Linked DNA regions of Mus musculus: region 2 is linked to region 1. Evidence: chromatin loops called from intact Hi-C (ENCODE). Cell type or tissue: heart. All regions are shown on one strand. Each heading gives the region's core, and the rest is flanking DNA. Links, peaks and the distances in the headings are about the cores only. Region 1 has its middle 6.3 kb from the start of AI314278. Region 2 has its middle 250 kb from the start of Tmem135.

Region 1 (8,341 bases), core at 12-8,011:
AGTTCCCTGTATAGATCTCTGCTAGATGGGAAGTGGAAGTGGGGGGGGGGGGGAGGGGGCAGAGGAACAGCAGAAAAGGCTGTGTTTGCCTCTGGTGTTTACTAATCCTGACAGATTAAGTTTCTCTCTCCAAAGGCTAGCTTTCTGGAACCATTTCTGTTCCTCACCCTACCAAGGTTGCAGTTTCTCTGGACAACCAGGTTAAGGCAGGCCAAGGAACAGTTGAGCGCTTGTGTGAGATTCTGACTCCCTCACATCCAGCCCTGTTTTCACCCAAGAATGTACTTAATCTTGTGGCCAGGCTACTTTCCTAATGAGAGATTAAAAGATTGGGTAGCTGAATTTCCTGAAAGGCCCGAGGATTGCATCATTCCATTTGCTGGGCTGTAAGTGGCCAGGGTAAGAGCCATGTGATGGAGTGATAAGTCACAGAGGAAAACTGGACCTAGTTAACTGAGATTTCCCCCTCACCTCCTTGCCTGTGCGTTTATAGCTGTATGCCTGTATGCATGTATGTGCGGATGGGTGGGTTTCCCCCCTTGTCTGAAGTGCCTATTCTGTCTTTTCAACTAGCTTATGTGTGTTCTGTCTTCGGGATGAAACTCCTGTCTTTTCTGTCTTGGGAAGATGTCCTTGGTCTTCTGGCTTGCCACTTCCTCTGTTCCTTCTCACTTCATCAGTCTTGGTCTTTGTTTTGAACTCTGGAGCTTTCCTGTGCCATCCGGAATGGTCTGCATCCATTCACTCACTAGATTAGGCCCCCTGCAGCCTCTGAGCACCCAACAGTGTTTCTCTACATACTTCTGCAGCCTAGAGTTGCACCTGTCTGAGAACACAGGTTTCTAGTATGCTTATAGAGGAAGAAAGAGGCAAAAAGGGAGCAAAATGAGAAAAGGAGAGGGGAGGAGCAAGTAAGAAAGGCAGGGGCTTGGGAACTTGAGTGACATGAGGTTCACAAAAGAAAATCACGGGTAACAAGAGCCACCAGGATGACAGGACTCTCTCGGGAGATGCTAGCACACTAGCCTTCAAGAACATTCTCTAGCCTCAAAATGGGTTACAGGATAAAGACCTACCACACAGTGTTACTAACTCTAGGTTTCTGTTCCTTGCCATTTCTTCTTTGCCCTAACAAATATTTGCAGAGTGTCTGATGCATATTCAACACGGGAGTAGGCCAGAAATGGAGAAGGGAGGTGATTCAAAACCAAACCAAACCATGAGAGATAAACTCTAACTTTGAGTCCCCAAGCGCAGTTGAATGAACAGAAAAGAAACTTAGCTTATGTTAGTAGGCTTTAAACCTGGAAAAAATCACTGCTTTGGAATGCTGAGTGAGTGCCCACCATGGGCCAGCCACTGTCCTGGCAAGGTGCTGTGAGGAACATATATCTTCCTTGACCCCACCCTCAAATTGGTGCAAGGAGTTTACTGTACCCATGATGTTATTTCTTCTTGACACCAGCCTCCAAACTGCTTCAGCTTAGATAAGAGAATGGCTTTTGGGTATTCAGCAGCATGTAACCCTTTCTTGGCCGCTCTTATCTCGCCATTCAATTTTTTTTCTCACACAACTTTGAAGAGAGAAGGGAAAGGGAAGGGTGAGTGTAACAGACATGGTGACCCTTAGAAGCCTGGCTCTGTTCCTCTTAATGACCCTCTAAATTGTGCATGTAAAGCATGAAAGCTAAAAACTAACCCGCCTCGATGTGCCATCAGAGACGTTGAATAATTAGATTCTGATAAGTACCTCCAGTTGGACATCTTTTCCAAATACATGTTGATTTATAACGTCTGTGCCTGGTAGGGAATTTCTATAGGTGACTCTGCCTGGTATCTTTGGAAGTTGCTTCTGTCAATACTGTCATGCCACAATTCTAGAACCCCAGTTAGATTGTTCTACAGATGTTTAAGGGGTACACGCCCATCTGCCTGCCTTCACCCAAGCTAAAATGATAAATGTGTGAATAAACTTGACCCTGTGTTGCCTGGAGGGAGGTACCGGGCACCAAGTCTTTTCAGCATAACTGGAGTCTGAGATTCTCAGAGTGGGAGGGAAGGGCAAATGAGGCCAAGTTGTGAAAGGGCCTGGAGGTTGGCTTTGGGGAGTCAGTGGAAAGCAAGCAAAGTCTATGTTGGTGGCCTTCTGGGCTTTGCTGTTGCTGCTGTGTAGACTGTGGGCTGGAAAACAGTCAAGGCAGAGCTTGGATTAAAAAAACTGTGAAGGCAGAAAGGTAGGTGCTGAGGGACACAGAGGGCAGTGATCAGCAGTTTTCACATAAGATGCAATCTTGTCCTTTGCAACCCTGTCCAGTGAACTAAGACTTTACTTCTAAAATGTACTCCTCTGTCTCATTAGATACGGTACACTCAAAATGGCCAACTAGAGATTAATAGCATGCAAGGTCACAGGGGTCGAATCACTGACTCACAGTGTATGGGGGCATGAGTTTCGCTGCGCTATGAGACTCCCCTGTGCGGCCGAGGGTCTGTGGCACACCATGTTGGTAGAAGGCACAGATTCCTTAGGGTAGAAGAAAATGTTTATTCATTTATGGAGTGCTCAGGGACCCACCAGCAACTCAGGACTCGGGAGTTTCCTGCCAGACTTATTTCCTGGAATAGTTGACACAATTTCCTATTAAAGCCTTCATTTAATGCAGCCTTAGTCCCAGTCATCGCCTATCTTGATTTTCTTGCTTAACAGTTTCTTCACCAGCTGCTGCTATCAGTAAAAGCTGGGGTGCTTGACAGATCCTCTGAAATATTTATCCCTCTTTCCCTTCCTTTGAAATCAGAATTCTGGATTCCATTTTCCATAATGAATGAGAGTCCCATTTTCTAGGCTCTCTTGTTTTTGTAAGCCCCCCGTCCCCCAACAGCAGATCTTCCTTTTGGGTTTACATCAGCATTTAGCTAACTTCCTGAACACTTCACTCATTTCCTGAGCCTATTCCAAGGAAGGGAAAACATCCTACTTCAGAAATAAATGCAAATAATCGCAGAGATTATTTCTATTAAATAAATAGTGTAAATGCAATGGAATTTCCTGCAAAATGTCAATTTACCATGGATATTTCAACAAAAAGCTATCGGCCACAGCCTCCCTAGTAGGTCTCATTGTATTTGTGGGTAGTCGGAGGAATTAGAACCAGTTTGTCAGTCAAAGATGTTTCTGAAGAGGTAGGTTACACACAGCTGCAATGTTTCCTCTTGTGGAATTGAAAAAACAAAAAAACTAAGAAACCCGAACACTGGAAAATTGTTATCATTAGGTCAGTAATTATGAAGTGCTTTTGTTTTTGTTTTGTTTTAAAATAGGAGTCTTCTGACACCTACTGGTTATGCAAGGTAGAACAATTTTAGGGCAGAAACAGGCATTTTGTTTGTTTGCTTATGACTTTTCTTGGAAGAAAACCCACTCCTTGAGAGCACTTCTGAGTACCCCTAAGGCCCAAGAATGCAGAAGGAAGGTGAGAGCAAACATTTTCCTAATGCATTTCCTGTCATGCAAAATGATGCTTCCTCCTCAGAGCCAGACTGGCTGTAGGTTAAGAGTGGATGAGAACTGTGAAGCTCTTAGGAGATGCTGTGAGAGAGAGAACAGTCTGAGAAGGCCTCTTCCTGCTCAGATGTCTGCTAGTGGAAGGGAGGAGTCCCTCACTACTGGAGACAGCTCATGGGCATCTTCAAGACACATTTAAGGCCTGAGCAGCACCTGCCATTTTGAACTGCTTTACATGGGAAGTGTCTGATGTTTTGAGAAAATGGATGATTGGGATCTCAAAGGATCTCATGCATTCACCTACAGTCCTCCCACACCTGATAGAGGACTATCCAGGGCAGGTAGCTATCTGATGACCTCCTGTGCCGTGGCCATGAAAGGATCTACGATGCATCACAAGAGGTAACATTCTTTGGTTTTTCGAGACAGGGTTTCTTTGTATCACCCTGGCTGTCCTGGAACTTACTTTGTAGACCAAGCTGGCCTCGAACTCAGAAATCGGCCTGCCTCTGCCTCCCAAGTTATGGGATTAAAGTTGTGTGCCATCGTGCCCAGCAAGAGGTAACATTCTTCCTAAAAGTTCAACGTCGTGGTGTGATGTGCACAGTCTGAAGTCTGGCTGTTCGTCTGTCTCCCAGATTTCCCATGCCTTCTTCCTGTGACCCAACCAGCTCCAACTCCTCTCAGCTCTGCACACACAAACACACACACACACACGCACACACGCACACACAGTTTCACTTTTTTCAGCTGTATGGACTTATCATTTATTATCATTCAGAAGACCTCCATCCCTTCATATCTTTTCGATTCGTTCTTCAGGTTTCTGTGTTCTGTCCTAGGAACCTTTCCAAGGTCAGAGAACATTGATGACGCCCACCTTTGCATTGCCTCCCAGAGTCCGTCCAATTACTTTATACTGTTTCTGTGTGTTTGCCTCCTAGGTTGTTCCCATAGACAAGAACCTTCCATCGGCTGACACTCTGGCTTGTCTGAAAGCTCCATAAATTTTCACTGATGCCCAAGCAGCAGCTATTTGTAGCAGGAGATTGTTCCACTTGGTACAATGTTTAAGTAGAAACAAACTATTGCGGGGTGACAACTTCCGATGATAGGGTGGGAAGTCTGATATCTAGGTCTTCTGAAACATTTATAACAATTTATTATCCCAAATGACCTCAGCCTTCACCCCCTGAGGACTAAGCTCTAAGTTTCTATCTAGTTTTAATATGGCCATTCTATAGGTATAGAACTCACCATCAAACACAGGTTCATAAAGATCTGGAGTCATTTCAAGACTTCTTGAATTGCTTACAAAGCTTTCCCATGCACGTGGCCATTATTTCTGGTGAGATGTCTATATCTTTCATAAACAAGATCTGTGATGTTGGAAGACTAAATACCAGTGGTAAAGCACCTGAAGTAGACACCTACACTTGATCTTCAGTGGATCTTTGGGAGTTATCCTCCTCTTTCACGCTGCAAGAGGGAGGCTCAGAGTCTAGCAAATTTCATTCCACTGTCCTTTGTTAGAGCATACCTTCAGGTCTCCATGTATGCTTTTTAAAAAGATTTTTATTTTAAGAGGATTTTTGCCGTGAGTTATTTGTTCTGCAGTACTCATCCTCAGGTTCTCAGTGTAAAGATAAGGGTGTGGTCTGAACTTTTTAAAAAACATTTATTTTTACTTTATATTGTATGGGTGTTTTGCCTCTGTGTGTGTGTGTGTGTGTGTGTGTGTGTGTGTGTGTGTGGTGCATGTAGTGCCTGCAGAGGCCAGAAGAGGGCGTCAGATCTCCTAACTGCAGTTAAGGGTGGTTGTTAGTCACCACATTAGTACTGAGACTCCAACTTGGGTCCTCTGAAAAAGCAGCCAGTGCTCTTGACCACACAGATTTTGTCAGTTACCCCTTTACTGGAAATATTAGTATTGCCTAATAAAACAATGGGAGTATGCTTGGAAAGTCACATACAGAGCCCACAAGTCCCACTCAGGCGACACACACTGGATATCGGAAAAACTGCATGCAAAACTGGTCACTGAAGTAGCCTGCCACTGTAGTCAAGGCCTACGCACTGCTTGGATGTGTCTCCTCTTTGGCAGTAGGTACCATTTACTAAGTCACTGTAACTGGCAGATTTAGCTTCATGGATGAATGACTTGGGCAGTCATTCAGGGTGTCACTTACTAAGCTGTCTTGCCAGCCCAGAGACTCGTACTTTCATTTTATACCTGGTCTTGCAAATTATGTTGCTGATGGGTAAAGTGCATAATCTAGAAGCATGGCTGCGTATACCTGAAGCAGTACCATGTAGTAGAAGGTGCATGAGTTTAGACATCGACATTTGGGGGTTCGAATACTGGCTCTGCCACTTAATAGCTGCATGAACTTGAATAGGTTGAACTCTCTAAGCCTTGCTGTTCTTATTGGATATGGTGGTCTGGTTACTATGTTATCTAACTTTTATGGCTGCAATGGCAATTGAACAGTATTTGATACAGTAATTGCTTATGGATGAGAAGAACAAAAGGAATTTTAAAACAAGCAATCAACGAGGAACAAAATACATTAGTGCAAGAAGCAATTCAAATGAGAACAAACAAGTCAAATATGTCAGCTTTTAAGGCTGGAGGACTCCTAAAAATAAACTAGCCAGAGAGGTTTCTGTGTTTTACAGAGTATCTTCACTCTTGCTTGCTAACAACACTGACACCTGAGTTTGGTCCCTGGGATCCACAGAGTAGGTGGAGAAAACTGACTCCTACAAGTTGTCCTGATTGCCACATGTGCTCTCTGGCATGCATGTACACACATGTGCATGCACACCTGCCTACATACTCAGACACACAACAAAGAAATGAAATAACAATTTTAAATGATATTGTTTTCCCTTGAATTCACCCGTTTGTTCTATTCCATTTTGAAAGCCCCCGAGGTCACACACTGTATTTATTTTAAGATCTGTCGCAAAGGAGTTGTTTTGTTCGTTCGTTGGTTATTAGTTAGCTAGTTAGTTAGTCAGACAGTGTACTTTAAGAAGTTACAAAGTAGTTGTTGTTTTCTTATTAATTAATTGGTTGGTTGGTTGGTTGGTTGGTTAGTTGGAATAGGGTCTCACTATGTAGCTCAGGCTAGTTTGAGTAAACTAAGTCCAGGGAGATGGCTTGACAGGCAAAGTGCTTAATATAGAAGCCTGAGGACCTGTATTCAAATCCCTAGAACCCACGTAAAAGTCGTCTCCCTGCCCCCCATGGCAGGAGAGGAGATGGTTATGTGCTGTAATCCTGGCAGGGAGACAAAGACACATGGGATCCCTAAGACTTACAAGTAAGACCATTCAGAAGAGATGGCGAACTACAGGTTCATGGAGAGATCTTGTCTCAAAAAATAAGGTGGAGAAAGACACTTGGGTTGACCTCTGGCTTCTAAGCACACATGCATGGCTGAGCTCACCACTGTGCAAGAAATAAACTAGCTCATTATTTTATGGTTAAGAAAACTGAAGCCTGGAGAATTGACGCGACTTAATCGAGCTTGCAAAGCTTGCCCTCCGCAAAGGCAACACAGAGTTCCTTCGGGGGTTCTGTTTGTTTATATTTTGAAAGGATTAATCATTGCTGAGGGCCCCATGCGGACCCATCCCTGGGAGCTATTAAACACGTCTATATTGCTCTCAGAATTGCAATGATGAGATTACCTGTGAAGTTTTCAAGCCTTTTTTATAGATGGATATTTATTGGGTTTTTGTTTTGTTGTTGTTGTTGTTGTTGTCGTCAGTTGTTTGTTTGTTTGTTGTTTTGGAGTACTAAAACAGAAAGGAGGAAGGACCACTGAACTAGAAGATATTTTTGACTCTCAAAGAACTTCTAGAGAACCAAAAGCAACCCATCAGATCACCTGTGCAATCCCAGGGCGGTTTCCACTGTTGCTTCTTGCTCCAGCTCTGACATTATCTGCTGATGCTGCTGGGTTGCATGTGATTGATTACCCAACACTATCTCCGGGACCTGGGAGTGACCTTCGGCACGCATTTGTAAGGAACCAGCTTGGAAAGAAAAACAAAACTGCAAGCACCCTCTAGCAGGCCTGAGATAAGGGGCCTGGGAGTCTTTTTTCATTACCCTGACAAAACAACCTAAACAATAAAAAATCCATAAGAAAATACCCTGCTTCCAAGACCTTAAAGGCCACTCGGTCACATGATTTTTATTCCCTATGTGAGACAGACAAATGTTTTTGTGAGTAAAGCAAAAAAAAAAAAAAAAAAAAAAAAAAAAAAAGGAGAGAAGACAGGGAAAGGTTAATACACGGAAAGGGAAGGGGAGGAATGAAGGGTGAAGTGGAATACAGGATCAAAATAATTAAGGGGAAAAAATCCAAAGACACATAGAGAAAGACTGAGGTGACACAGGAGTGAAAAGCGGGCTAATGTTTACCTGACTCGGCCCAGGGACAAATGAAATTGTCAGAGTGCACAGTCCAGGTCACCTCACTAATTAGCACGAGCCTTGTCCTCCGAGAATGCAGAAGGGGAGAGTGTTGGCTCTGCTGGTCATTTGCCACTTGAACATGAACACATTGTTTTAAGTCTCAGGCCTCAGTTTTCTCATCCAGAAGTGGGGGGAATGAGTGAACTGGGACATGTGAAAGTAATTTGAAGAATAGAGTGTGACATAAGCAAACAGTCTCAAATTTACACTCAGGCTGGGTCTATGCCACTTAAATCAAAACAGGCTTGGACACGCCAGCTCTCCTTGCAGTGGGCGTGGGGGGCTCGCTCTCTCTTTTTTTTAAACCTTGTGTTTTAAAAATAAATAAAAACATTTATAATCCA
Region 2 (8,341 bases), core at 118-8,117, 330 kb before region 1:
CCACTCAACACAGATGGTTTCTTCCACAGGCATCCTGATGATTGACAATAGCCTTTGCTTCCACCAAAACTCAGAGGAATTCTATATAGAATATGTATACTGCCCATTTGCCCCTAAAAGAAGTAGATGGTGGCTTAAGCTAAGGTAGTGTTATTTATATACTCAAAAACATACTCCAACACAAAGCAAAGTATGCATTGAATATTAGTGAAGGTGCGTCTGACAAGGTGCGTCTTTCTATGAGGGCTAGACAGATCAGGTCAGAAAGAATGGCCTACAACCAGGCAAGCAGAAAGCAGAAAAGTAAGGATGTACCTGGCCTAGAAATGTGACAGACTTACAAAGAAAACTTGGCTCTTCCTGCCCTGAGTCATTGGTGAGTATATATCAAAGGTGGAGCCTCAGTCTAGGCAGAAGAAGATCCTCTCACTCCCGAAAGGTCATCCTTAATGACACTGTCATATCCATGGCTCTGTCAGAGTACTTTTATTCTAGAACATTTGTATTTGCTTTCTAGATCTGCAGTTGGGTGGCTTGAACAACATATTTAATATTGTCTCATAATTTTGTAGGCTGAAGCTCCAAGACTCAGGTGTAAGCAGAGTTGGTTCTTCTGAAGGTAGTGATGGATTGGAAGGCCCCAGGCTCTCGCTTTGGCTACAGAAATACCTTCTGAGATGCTAGGAGTTAAGACTTCAACATATAAGTCAGGGTAGGAGCATATACTTCAACCCAAAAGGGTGTCTAACAACAATCCCTAACTCTGTTAGTTCATACGCACTTCTGCACACACCAGTGTGTGACTGAATCTCATTCTCCCTTCATGTGGCTCCATCAATTCTCTATGACAACATACTTAATATTTTCTCATAATTTTTGTAGGCTAAAGCTCCAAGACTCAGGTGTAAGCAGAGTTGGTTCTTCTGAAGGTAGTGATGGATTGGAAGGATTACAGTGGATCTTGCAAAACCTTGGAAATGAGACCCATCAAACTAACTGTGGTCGTGTAAAGATCATGAACTCTTGGAGGAAGCAGACCTGGTTTTAAATGTATCCAAACCTGTTATGTGTGTCTTAAACTCTTTCTGACCCAGTTCCACACATTTATGATAAAGATCTACCTATTGAGCCATATATTTTAAATGTTACTCCTTATTTCTATATTCATAAGCAAAGGCAAGAAATTACCAAGGAGCAAATTGTATTATTGTTGGGGAAAATAATTACTGTGTGACCTGAGTTTGCAATTAGAGAGCAAGGCCTCTGGCAAGAGTGTCTGAGTCATCCTGTAGCCTGCCAAAGTCAGGTGACTGCGGCAGCCTTCACAATATCTCAAGATATGGTCCCTAAGGGAAAGATGTGCACATTTTCCTAGGCTCTGTAAGATCCTTAGCATAAAACTCTAGAAATCATCCACTCTCAGAGATAATCAAGACTATACATAATGGTTGATCAATACTTTTAAAGTTTCTATTTACAAGCTCATATTTAAGGGAAAATAAATTGAAACAAATTTTTAGATTTAAAACACATTAAAATACTGTAAAATATTTTTTGATGCTTTTAGAGATTTAATATCAATTTTTAATTTATATTTTTGTAGGCTAATAAAAAAGCCTGTGGCTCATCTCCTGTCCACGCATGACAGTTTAGTGTGGCACTTTAAAAGTACTTAGAAAAGTACAAAACTCAAAAGGCTCAGAAAATATTCTCTCCCTAAGTACTTGCAATTGTTGTTAAAATATAAATATAAACATAAATATAAATAATAATATACATGTGTTTGTTAATTACAATGAATAACAAACGATTTTGCATTTTATCTCTTTCTTTGTGCCTTCGTTTGCATTTGAAATGATTACCTTTTGGGAAACACTTCTTAAAGGTACTATATAAAATTAAGAATTTTAAAACTATAAAATAAATACCCAAAAAAATTGCAGAAGAGGATGCTAGACAGAGAACAAGATCATATCTCTGGAGCACCTTTGTCCCAGAACCACTTTGGATGACAGTAAACTGTCTCCACTCTCAGGAGGCAGAAGACAGCTGCTTCCTACCTGTTCCAGCCACAGGAGAGCTTCAACCTGTCTGCTGGGAAGCTGAAGCTGGGAAATTTGCTTCAGAAGAAATCAACAGAAAAACCAGTAATCAAAACAGCTATGCTGAGAAGAAGAATACATTTGGAAACCTAGAATCAAAGAGAAAAGCCACTTGGGCTTTTCAAGAGGTCCCCAATCTCCATACCATGTAGGTCATAGGTGCATGAGACTATTCTTTTTGAACATTTCTGGATGGTGCCCCACCATGGAAAGAGACTAACACAAACGTCTAATCTCTTGGTAGATGCTCTGGGGAATCTCCCACCAGGCTTCTCTCTTTGTACCAGGTCCCAATTCCTTCCTAGTACAGCTAATATTTATTGTCAAGCTGAGTAGGTTAGGAAGGAACTATGAGATTAGGAAAGCACATGGCTAAGTGTTTCTGTGGAGACTTGTCATGAAGAGGATGGATAAAGTGGGAGAACACTGAAGTCACCATCCCTTAGGCTGGGGATGATGCAGATGGAATATTTTTTCAAGGGAGCAGGAGTAGTTCAAAAATACAAACACTCTCTCTCTCTCTCTCTCTCTCTCTCTCTCTCTCTCTCTCTGTGTGTGTGTGTGTGTGTGTGTGTGTGTGTGTGTGTGTGTGTGTGTGTGTGTTTCATATTGACTTCAAAGTGAGTAGCTTCTGCCATTTGTCATGCCAACATGATGTTCTTTCTCAACACAAGACTCAAAACTAATGGAATAAAAATAAACATTCCCTCCCTTCAGCTACTTTTGCAGGAAATGTCTTCTTCTTCCTCTTTCTTCATCTCCTTGTCCTCCTTCTCATCCTCATCCTTCTCCTACTTCTTGTTCAATATGTAATATAGTTGTATGAAGAGCATAACGAATTCCCCAGCCAACCAACAGCTAAGTGTATTGTTAGCAAATACATAATAGTTATGTTTTCCAAGTACTCACCATCCATCCTGAAAACTACCAAGGTCCAATGGCAGCCAGCAGCAGCACACACTCTGCTACAGATGTCAGCTGGTGACATCAGAGTCATAAAACCCTAAGGATGATCCATCTTGGGGTGGGTAGGATGGAACTGGATCTTCTACCACTAGGTGTCACTGTCCTACCCTAAATACCCTCAAATCCATCACTAGATTAAAAGGGATGGATTCTTTGTCCTTCATCTAGTTTGCATGCACCTATCTACTGTCCAAAGATATAATACTACATTTAAAGATATATGCTCCCTCACATCTCTTCTTTCTTTCCGGGTCTCTAGAAATTACCAGTGATGTCAAAAGTGAAGGGTACCCTTGTTGCCTGTAATTTCTGCAGCTACTTACAACTACAACAACATGCACCTTCTGTGGACCAAGATCTCTGCTGAAATCTTCAGACTCTTAGGATAAAGTGCTTTCCAAGTCCCCAAGGACCCACAAAAGCCATGTCAATATAATCCACTGAGAAAGTGTTTAATTGAGGGAACCTATCTGATGAATGGAGAAAAGCAGCCCTGTGGCCTGCCTTGAGTAGATAGGGAAGCTTTACAAAAAGAGGCAGAATTTGAACTTCATATCAAGTCAAAGGGCAAACTGCTGGCACATGGTATCCCAGAACAATGGGACACAATTAAGCCCTGCATTTGTAGCCAGTATAGTGGAACTTTGGCCTACCTTTCCAGGTTTGTTTCTTATTGCTTTTTCTGCTTGTGTCTCACCCTGGAAGAATGGGCCAGCACTCTTGTCAGAAGAGCTCACTGTCATTCATTTACTAGGGACTGTCACCATAAACATGCCTTACCGCATATTTACATCTCTAATGGTAGATGGAACATAATAATATGATCTCACAGACTATGTTATATGTTTAATGGTTGCGCCTGTTTAACCTTTAGACAACACTGGAAGTCTTCCATGACCATTCCCATATCTTAGCTAGAAAACCATTATCCCACACACTCTATAACTCAGTCATAATAGCTTTTATTATTGGCTTAGCGGGTAATGTCTTATGTGCCTCTGTACTGTGCGACAGCCTCTGAAGAGCAGGTACAAGGTTTCTCATCTGTTAGCGCGCCAGCTCCAGAAGAAAGTTGAACGCATACTAGATGCATAACTAGATACTTAGACAACATTCTTAAGCCCAGAGTCCAAACGTTAGTCATCTTTATGTGACTAATCCCTTGACTATCATGACATGGAAAAACACTTCAACACATACTTGTTGAATAAATCCATAGAAAGATAGCGGCATAAAATTTCTTGGTTGGATTAATGCACAAGTTTTACCATAATTATATATTTATTTTTCTCATTCTGAGTTGTTAGTTGAAAAGACTACTCACTTTCTACATTTACTCTTTTGAACACCCAGCTACTGGCAAACAGTGAAACACTCATTGCACTTAATTACACCCCCTTACCAAGTTTACCAACACAGCACTACTCTTTTTCAAAAGAGGTATTAAGATAATTCAAAAGGCATTTAGTATCTACTCCATATGAGTCATTATTACATTACCATCAGCAGTATAACAGTAAAGTAAACAATTCCAGTCTTTGCCTTTTAAAACATACATTCTAGAGAACATGGGTAGAAGATTAACAAAAAATCTCCTCCATCTTTCCAACAGACAACTAAGTGCATTGATGCACAAAAGGCCCAATAGCTAAGTTTTCAAGCTTTTACCACCTATCCTGAAGACCAGCATAATGCTGGTAAGTACAGGAATGGAGTGTGTGTCAAGGGAAAAACAAGAATGCCAGAGCCTCATCTAGTCTTGAGGGATGCAGGGAGATAAAACTATAATCCAGGACGAAATAAGTAGGCATTAGAAAGGCTTAGAGAAGAGGAAAATAAGAAGCTTTAAGCAGCTAGAACTGTGGCCCCACCCCCCATGGTCCCACAGCAGCTGTGGTTGTTTGTGTAAGAGCTGCACAAGATCAAGACAGTGAACATTCTAGCATGAACACAAGAGGAGCTTGTGCACCCCCACTCCCAGCTAGTGAGCTACTGACAGTTGATGGTTTCTGAAGCAAGAAGTGTAGTTTTCTTTAAGGGTGGGAACCCTGATAAGATGACCACATTTTGCTCCAGGGGTAGCCCCATCCCTGGGAGTATGTGGCCAGAACAAAAAGGATTCAGTGGGGTATTAAAAAATCAGTAGGGATGGGTAAGAAGGTAAGAAGGTGGAGATGGCTTAAACTTTGGAGGAGTTGGGGGGATTTATGAGAATTAATATGCTTAGCATATATCATGCATATGTGTTTAATTTTCAAAGAATTAATACAAGTATTTTAAGAAGTTAAACAGGCAGAATATGGTGACACATGCCTATCACCCAGGGGTTCACCTGTATTTCAGCCCTTTCAAGGCTGAGGCAAGAGGATCACAAATTCAAGAAGAGGAGAAGAAGAGAAGAAGGGGAGAGAAAAGAAAAAACAGAGAAAAATCACCCAGAGGCACTAAGCTGAGTGAATTCCTTTTCTACGGCCATCCTGCAACTTGAACTGAATAAAAATGTCCTAACTGAAAAGTTGATAGGGGATTTCATGGAGAGGAAACCTCACAGTTTGCATTGAAGTCATGGACCTGCCTCTAGACTTGAAAGTGGTGGCTTCAGCAACTGATTTATTCATAAAATATATACTGATAAGAATCACACACACACACACACACACACACACACACACACACACACATACATTTTATCTCTGCTCTTTGGAGACAGGCAGGTGGGCCTGTGGGAGTTCAAGCCCAGCCTGACCTACATGGTGAGTTTCAAGACAGGGAGAGCTACATAGTGAGATCCTATCAGAGACAGGGTAGCTATTAATTTCTCTGTAGAATTTTATTTGCAGAGTTGGTGAATCCTCCAGGTAAAGATGAACACTTTGTAAATTGCAAAGTGCAGGGCTAATGGCATTATCTGTTTCACAGGTTTGTGAGCTCCATCAGTCCCATTAGCTCCATTACAATTTTTTACATCCTTCTGAGCATTCTCTACAGTCTTCCTTCTAAATATTTGGGAGGGGTGGAGGATATAATCCCTAGGAATGCTTTGTATTCTTCAGATTCTTTGAGGCAGCCAGTGTGACCCCAGATCCTGACTATTCCACAGAGGATCCATTACATTGAATCAGTGTCCACAATGCCTCAGCCTGTATGGAACAGAACCAACTGCTCCTAGAGTCTGGACAGAAACAGTGCTTTCCATGTTAGGCTTAGCTATCAAGAAGGGTCGTTACAGAACAAATGCATACGTTAAAAGCATACTAATCAGTAGTGACCTAAGGCCTGCCTTCTGGGATTCATTCAAGCCTTCAGGGAGGTCCAGAGAGGAAAGCCCCTAACCTAAACATTGTCTCCTTGCATCCAGCACTAGATCTAGTATCTAAGCCTGCCTTGGAAGCTCCTTGCCACTTCTCCTGGGGCAGTCATTTTCTATTGTAGTACTCTCTAGTACACTCCTGCACATTAGGCCATATCTGGGGATATTTTTGATTGTCTCAGCTGGAAGTGTGCTACTGGTATCTAATTGCTAGCAGCCAGGATTCAGTGTATAAAAAAGCTCCTGCACTGAATCAATGCCAAATGAAAATGTCAATAGCACTGGTATTCTGACACCCAAGATGACCTCTTTATTAGGCATCTTAGTTTTGCTTTTTGTTTTCATTTTTGTTTTTCTCGTTTCTGATTTGGAGTCTGTTGAATCTATTCTTGTGAATCAGCCAAGTATGCTGTATTACGTGTAAATTCCACCAGGGATAGAACTCATCTAAAGACCAATCCTTGGCCCTTATATAATTCAGCAGATTTAAAAAAAAAGTTACATTGGCTTTCTCCTAATTCTCTTACATGGCATGGCATATCTAAGCCCTCACTTTAGCCCATTTACTTCATTACATCAAAGATAAATGGTTGTAGTTTCTTTCACTGAACAAATATTTGGTCAATATTTAGTATAGAGTTGCCAAGGTGCTGCCTAAATATACAGTTGATTGACAGTGTCCCTGTTTTTACAGAGCTTAGAGTATGGAAGAAGAATAAATAGTAAATCAACAAATGCCTATAATTACAGATGTTAATACATGCCCTGGAGGAAAAACATAGTGTACCCTGAGAGAAAAAAGTAGAAAGAGGACATTCAGGAGCAAAAAGCAAAGATTAACCATCTGAAGAAAGTATATCCAGACTGATGTCTGTCAAAACCTAGGTATCAGTACAGCAAAGAAAGAAATTGAGAAAGGTTGTGTGCCATCATTCTTGTGTGGAAAAAAGAGAGAGAAATTGGCATCCAGCTGCAGAACCGGAAGGATGCGTGACTACACACAATGTGATGCCGTTGGTGTTTTTAAAGAACTCGCTGCTTCTGTGTGGGTGGCAAGTTGGAGAGCCACTGAAGTGAGAGATGCTTGGGAAGTCACATGACAGGGTCCAGGAACACAGTGGCAGTGGGGAAAGTTGTACAAGGTAAGAGTAGAGATAGAGCCAAAAGCAATGAGACTTTCTGCTGTCTGAAGGTCCAGTACATAGTCAGTGATTGGCAGCTGCTGAGGCACTTTGGGAAAATCACCAACAGTCTGTATAACTTCTCAGAATAGGAGATTATCAAAAAAGCAATCAATACTCAACTTTCCTGCTCAGCATTCCTATTGGGGAGAAAATATACACATTGTGGGTGGGGATCCACCAGCAATTGTAGTTGGGATCTTCTACTGTTTCATCAACTGGTAGAAGTATTGACTGATATTTATTTGTTTATATGTTTATTTATTTATTTACTTACTTACTTATAACCAAAGATGTACAGAGTAGGAATAAGAAATGACTTTTTTCTGAAGCTTAAATGTCCTGTTTTCTAAACCCATTCTTCGCTGTCTCAGATTAGCACCATTTCTTCTTGAAATCAGGCTGACCAACAGCAGGCCATGCCAAAGTCTTAAGATCATTTCTTAAACAAACATTATCCTTGGGCCTGGGAAAGTATTTTCAGAGAGTTAGTTAAATCCATACCCACCAAAGCCCCCCCCCCTTTTTTTGAAGATGCTGAGAACATGAGAGCAGTGTTAGGGATGGGTTTGGTCTCCTGGGGTGGGCATTAAATCCAATGAGATACTGGTTACTCCTACAATTTTATGCCACTATTGCACTAGAACAGGTGCAATTAGTAGGTAGGTCATCATTATAGATCAAAGAGTTTATAGCTGGGCTGGTGTTTACCTTTCTCCTTTGGTCATATGCAGAGTTTCTTCCTGTACCATGACCTCTACTCCATAGAGATGAGGGGACTA

What was found. Peaks named below come from ENCODE experiments on the same cell type or tissue, not always from the same donor. Only the 100,000 strongest peaks of a DNase experiment are listed, where the experiment ranks them.
Region 2: a loop joins it to region 1, with 8 times the contacts of the local background. A loop is called at or near these places in 23 of 42 quality-filtered maps.

Annotation. Positions count from the first base shown.
Region 1 is chr7:89,415,848-89,424,188 of GRCm38, forward strand. No RefSeq gene overlaps it. Among named protein-coding and RNA genes, the nearest start is that of AI314278, 6.3 kb to the right of the region's middle. In heart, for the core only: a CTCF peak has its summit at 3,342 (motif pointing left); a DNase peak (open chromatin) is centred at 1,994; H3K27ac peaks cover 1,889 bases.
Region 2 is chr7:89,083,403-89,091,743 of GRCm38, forward strand. No RefSeq gene overlaps it. Among named protein-coding and RNA genes, the nearest start is that of Tmem135, 250 kb to the right of the region's middle. In heart, for the core only: a CTCF peak has its summit at 3,145 (motif pointing right); a DNase peak (open chromatin) is centred at 3,119.